2 separate regions of the Homo sapiens genome follow, and region 2 is linked to region 1. The links are chromatin contacts, found by Hi-C or POLR2A ChIA-PET in ENCODE. All regions are on one chromosome and are shown on one strand. Each heading gives the region's core, a stretch centred on a gene start or an enhancer-like site at or near the end of the contact. The rest is flanking DNA. Distances are from core to core; before and after follow the strand shown.

Region 1 (2,700 bases), core at 47-2,546:
TATATTTGAAGACAAACAAAAAAGGGCTGCCACTGTCATTCTTATCAGTTACCAGGGATTGCGTTTTTCCTTTCTGTTGCCACTTCTTATTAACCTCTTATTTGGTCTGTGAGACATAGTTTGGAATGCACGTCTGCATGCTGGGAGAACATGAAAGTTCAGATGAGCTCAGAGGGCACATAAAGAAATGGGAAGGGGAAAGTTACACAGCAGAAAGAAGGATAAAAGTTACCTCTCCCAAATTGCTGTTGTCAGAAAGGAAAGCATCTCAGAGCACAAAGATGATAGTGGTCCCTGAGTTTGGGAAGGGAGTGGCAGGGGGTGGGGAGTGTAGGGGAGAAGGAGAACACTTTGTGTCTAAACAAGGAGAAAGCAAGACATTGTAGGAACATTCTTGCATCTCCAGGTCGCTAGGTTTGCTGTGGTCCATGCTTTGTCATCCACTTCCCAGGCAAAGGTGACCCAGGAGATAGGTTGCTTTGAATATCCTTTGAGGTAGGCAGACCAGTGGATGGGTCTCCTTGGATTCATGGTGCCAGTGGATTTGTCTGAGACCCAGGGTAACAATGCTTAGGAGATCTGTAGTTTCCTGAGGTAGGGACCAGTCTCCTGGAATTATCATGCAGGTGGTGGTCCTTTTGTGCTAAAATGAGATGGAGTCACACGGTAGCATTTTCATGATGTGGACTGGTGGTTATGATTTTAACAAGGTTTGAACTTGGTTGTTGACAGATGGAACAAGTATGTTAATTTACTGAGTCCCCAGTCATTAGCGGCTCATAATTTTATATTGTCAGGCTCCCCCCACCCCCTTTTTTTCCTGTTTTGATTACCTCTGCAATAAGACACCTGATCTTTGGCCAGAACGATGTACCTTTGCTCTTTTTTTTTTCCTTCCCTCCTAAAGTTGCCTTGAGATGTTTCCTTGGGAAAGTTTGGCTCCATATTGGGTTGGACCAAGACAGGACCTTCCTTAAGAAGATACGTGCTCTTAGGTAGGGGAGGAAGAGAGGATGTAGGCCCAATACAGCTATTGAAGTGACTGCTCATGAATATTGGACAGAAGTGGTGAGGAAAATAGACAGCAGAATTCATTTTAAATCGAGCTACAAAAAAAGATTCCATCCTGTGCGGGTGAGGTAGGCTAAGTTGATTGTTTTAAAAGGGCCGTTTGTCCCGGGCAGTTATGACAGTTTATGTTAGGCAGTAGGGAGTAGCCGAAGAAAGGAAAACAGACCTTTGACTGCAGCTCTAGGGAGGGGATCCGAAACTCGAGGTTTATCAGGGCATTTTAGCATTTTAACACTGACTACTGACCTGCCGAGGGGACTGCACGGAGACCTTTTTTGTATGCATTCAATTGTGAGAAGTAAACAAATGGACCCGTATCCTGTGTTTGGTAACTGGGTGGGGAGCGCAGTTTGGCAACCGGTGTTGCTTTTAAATTCTTTCTTTGGACAATGGGCCTTGTATACTTTTATATCCTGGCTTTTCAAACGTAGACAGCTTTCATGAGCTTTTTCCTAGGGATGGCCACAGAGACAACAGAAAAGGCATCAGTCATTTTACATAAATACAAAATTTTTAAACATTTCATTTACAGTAAGGCAGGAAACACCCTCCCCCACCTCCAGCTGTACCCCCCCCATTATAGTCTGCTTTCAGAAAAGCTAATTCCCTGATCTTTTATTGTGTCAATGTTGTTTTTTTCTCTTCCCTTTTTTTTGTAATGTTGTGAGTTAATATCTGTTGAAGAAGTGAAAAAATCGTTTTGACATGAATATAACTATCACTGGGTTTTACATTAATGTGATAACTTGGGAAGGGGTGAAAACAATTGGATCATTTTATGCATGCTGTTCTTAAAATGAAAACACTGGCTTTTCATTTAAATTTATTTAAATTTTTGTTGTTAGTGGTATAGAATTTGTTTTTTGGAGTGAAACTCAATTAACTTTCTCAGTGGCATGGTAGTAAGTCTGAAATTGGTTGCTAATATGAGAATGATGGTTTTTACTGTAAAATAAACTACATGAAGACCGAAAGGAAACCACCATTTTTCTCTTTCTTTGAACTTTGCATCAGAAGGTCTTGATATACATACCATTTTATGGATGTATCAGATCAAGGTCATGTGTTAGGTTAAGTGAATGCAGTTGTTTGTAAAGTATAGTTATTAGCCAGAACATGTAAGCTCTGAAAGGGCTTGGATAGTCCTTTTAGTTGTAAAAGTCTCTCTGATCTTTTGAATCATACTCAGAATTAGGAACACTGATCTTGTTCTTTTCTTGAAGAAACTTTTCTTTTTTTTTTGCTACAGTTTGGGAAGGGTTAGTTTTCCTTTTATAATTGTTAGCCATAATGTGGCTAAGACCTCCACCTCGATACGATTGCTAGCAGATTAAGGATATTAGATAATTTCCTTCTATTTATTGTACTACTGCACTGTATTATCTTTCTATCACTCAGATAATTACTGAGGAAATCTACATTAATTTTTTTGGCTGAAGCAAGGCCTGCTAAACACAGGAATGATGTATTGATGTTTTACACAACAAAAGTTTTCCTCCTGTCATTGTCCAATCAACAAAAAGATATTTATCATATCGTAAAGCCCCTTCTTTTCAAGAACAAAGCAGATGGGGGAAGCAGGACAAGCCACCAGACCTGGGAGTTTCTGAGACTAAAGCCATGTTAAGG
Region 2 (2,700 bases), core at 201-2,700, 42 kb after region 1:
GGGGTTCAGAAAAAAGAGAGGTGGGGGGGACTCACAGGTCTAAAACTGAAGCATATTTTTTTTTCCCTCCTGAGGAAGAAATATCATAACTGTTGGTAAATCAAAACCAGAGATTTGACACTTTTCTGTGATCATTCTGCAGCATTTGTTCCCAAGGTGAGGTATACCACAGGGCCCTTGATTTCAAAGATAAATACTGTACAAATAACCATCCTGTTGTCTTTCCCTCACCGCCAACAGAGGGACGCTTTATCAGAATCAGCAGATACCCAGTCTATTGTATGCATTTATTTCCCTGTTTCTTCTGAAAACAACTTGCAGTTTTAGTGTTGATTTTTTTTTAATCTATCAACCATGAGTTATCATGTGACTGTTGCATTTGTTAGTGCTAACTGATAGCAGCAGGTGCTCCTGCTAACTCTAATGAAATCGTCCAGCCCTGCATTGCTTGGCATCCTCCGATAACAGAAAAACAAAAACAAGTCCCGTATCATCCAGAGTGGTGTGAAGCTCATCGGCGTTCTTCCATCTTCTCCCCACTTGAGTCCTTTCTTTTTTCTTCTTTTCAAACCAGGTGAAAGACACAATCTTCACTAGTAAAAACGTGGATTTGTAATTCTTCCCTTTCCTCCCCCTCCCTTTTTTTAATGCTCATGTAATGCATTGGCAAAATGAGGAGTAGATTTGAAGGTTAAATCCTGACCACATTTCCCTGTTTTTAACTTAGAAGGTAAAATCAAATGCAGGCCCATAGTTTCACAAACACCAGGTACTCTTATGTGCTTGGGGGAAAATGTTTCCATTTCTCCTAGTTTTTCTTTTAAGTGACCACTTGTATAACGTCTACTAAAAGTATCATTTGTATCCTTGCTTAGTATCCTATTTGAAAAGAATTTTTTTTCTTTTGGTGATTTCTCAGGGAGAAAAACTTCATGCAGAACAAAACAAAAATTCCCTTGCTTGTTAGATGTATGTAATTTATGAAAGCCAAAATAAACTGTATATGTGCTGTAATGGAAGACAGAGAAATGTTGAAGAAAATGCCCAGAAATGGAACTTTGACCCTTCCCGAAAGGTCGAGGGCTGTAGACAGTAGAGGACATTTCATTGGTAACTTGCTTTTTAAAATTTTTTTCTGTGAATTTTACTTTTCAAAACTGTGAAGAGTTTTGTGTGAAAGAAACTACTAAGTGTGCTCTGTAATGTTTTCACAAGTGTTTTTATCATGGTAACATCTTGTTTACTTTAGTTCCCTGCCTAAAACTACTTGGAACATGTTAAGAAAACACTTCAAGAAAGCCTCGACAAAGAGGCTTTTGTTTAACAGCCACCATGAGGCAGCGTGGATCACAAAGGTGTTAACTTTCAGCCCCTTAAGCACTTCCACATGAAATTCCAGCAACTATGTTTGTGGTTTTGGAAAAACAAAGTGTATGTTAAAGAAACCAGGTATATGCTAATACATGTCGAAGGAGGCCGGATATCATAAATTGTTTCAAACCCATTTGTGGCTCTCGGCTTGCACGCCTGAATGTTCTGCAGTGAAATTACCTCTAGTTAGTGTAGGAGACTTCAGCCATGTAGAGGGAATAGCTGTCTATAATTGTGGATGTATGCAAATCAAATTCCAGCCTCACAATTTAAATCTCGAGAAGATGAGGATGAAAATTTTCCCCATCAGATCTGAGGTGACAAGTCTTTGAGTATTGCAAAATGAGCTGTATATTTTTATGAATTTGACTTTTCTACTTATCATGCATTTTTTATTGGTTTTAGAAAAATAAAAATAGGGTGTTACCAAAAAAAATTTTTTCCCCCTTTTAATGTCTTTTTTAACCTTTCTGACATTGCTTAGGAGTTCAAGACCTTTCTTAGTACTCGAAGAGGTCAAAGTGGCCTAAATACCACAGTGCCCTCTAGTGATATATAGAATATTAGATAGAAAAGTTTAGACAAGTTTGCCAAAGATAACAGGCCCAGTGCCACCTCTTTGCTCAAAAGGAAGCAAATAACATTTGAACGCATTTTTTTTCAACAAACAGATTTTAGTTAGAAATGCAAATTAAATTTAAATTTTTCTTGTAGGCTTTGAAAACATTGGAAAATTTTTTGAATGTCTACTTATGCAATTAATTCTACATATAACTGCATATGTGCATGCGGTACATCTATATCACTGTAGATGCATTGTTGAGTGTTCTTATATTTTAAGAGCCATTAGTTAGCTTAGGTATTTCATGTGATCATTTCCGGCATGTAATTAGAAGGCATTACTTAAAAGACAGGGATCATCTTTGCTCCATACTTTTATTGACACTGTCTACCATATTATGGCCATGTCTAAATGGTAAAATTTATTATTAGCAATAGTGTCACAAAAGTCTGAGACAGCGATTTTCCTTTCAATAAAAGTAGTTAAAAACCTTTTAGAAAATCCATAATTTTGATTGCTGGTACTTCATAAACGTATAACTGGTACTTTTTAGCTGTCTCTTTAGGGAAAAATGAGTTTTATCACCTGCGGTACCTGGGTTAATGAAATTGTGTGTTGGAATTTAGCCAGGATGAAAGATGAGATCATTCCAAGACACTAATATTGGCAACAGGTCTCATAAAAAGCTCTGACTCTTGAGTGAAGTATCATTAGATTTTTTTATTATTATTATTTTATTTAAATTGAGAGATTAAGTTAGTTGTCAT

What was found. Hi-C counts contacts between places; a loop is a spot of excess contacts on that map. ChIA-PET counts read pairs that join two places held with the same protein, here RNA polymerase II (POLR2A). Pooled maps may share reads with other maps.
Region 2: a loop to region 1 is called in a map of PC-3, with 5 times the contacts of the local background. The contact joins two enhancer-like sites. A Hi-C loop is called at or near these places in 12 of 168 maps with a recorded cell type or tissue (B cell, OCI-LY7, PC-3 and 7 more), 8 of 37 single-sample maps with no recorded cell type and 17 of 50 pooled maps. POLR2A ChIA-PET finds 5 or more read pairs at or near these places in 16 of 52 experiments (AG04450, CD4-positive, alpha-beta T cell, H1 and 11 more).

What each region holds. Positions count from the first base shown.
Region 1 is chr3:71,047,752-71,050,451 of GRCh38, reverse strand. The region is part of intron 9 of FOXP1 (forkhead box P1); the gene reads left to right. Among named protein-coding and RNA genes, the nearest start is that of FOXP1-AS1, 240 kb to the left of the region's middle. RefSeq lists an enhancer at 1-446. Within about 2 kb of position 1,296, at least 10 of the 41 ENCODE cell types and tissues checked have a DNase peak (open chromatin) inside an H3K27ac peak, as active enhancers do; they include endothelial cell of umbilical vein, where a contact is called at or near this core.
Region 2 is chr3:71,006,226-71,008,925 of GRCh38, reverse strand. The region is part of intron 12 of FOXP1 (forkhead box P1); the gene reads left to right. Among named protein-coding and RNA genes, the nearest start is that of FOXP1-AS1, 280 kb to the left of the region's middle. Within about 2 kb of position 1,450, at least 6 of the 41 ENCODE cell types and tissues checked have a DNase peak (open chromatin) inside an H3K27ac peak, as active enhancers do; they include endothelial cell of umbilical vein, where a contact is called at or near this core.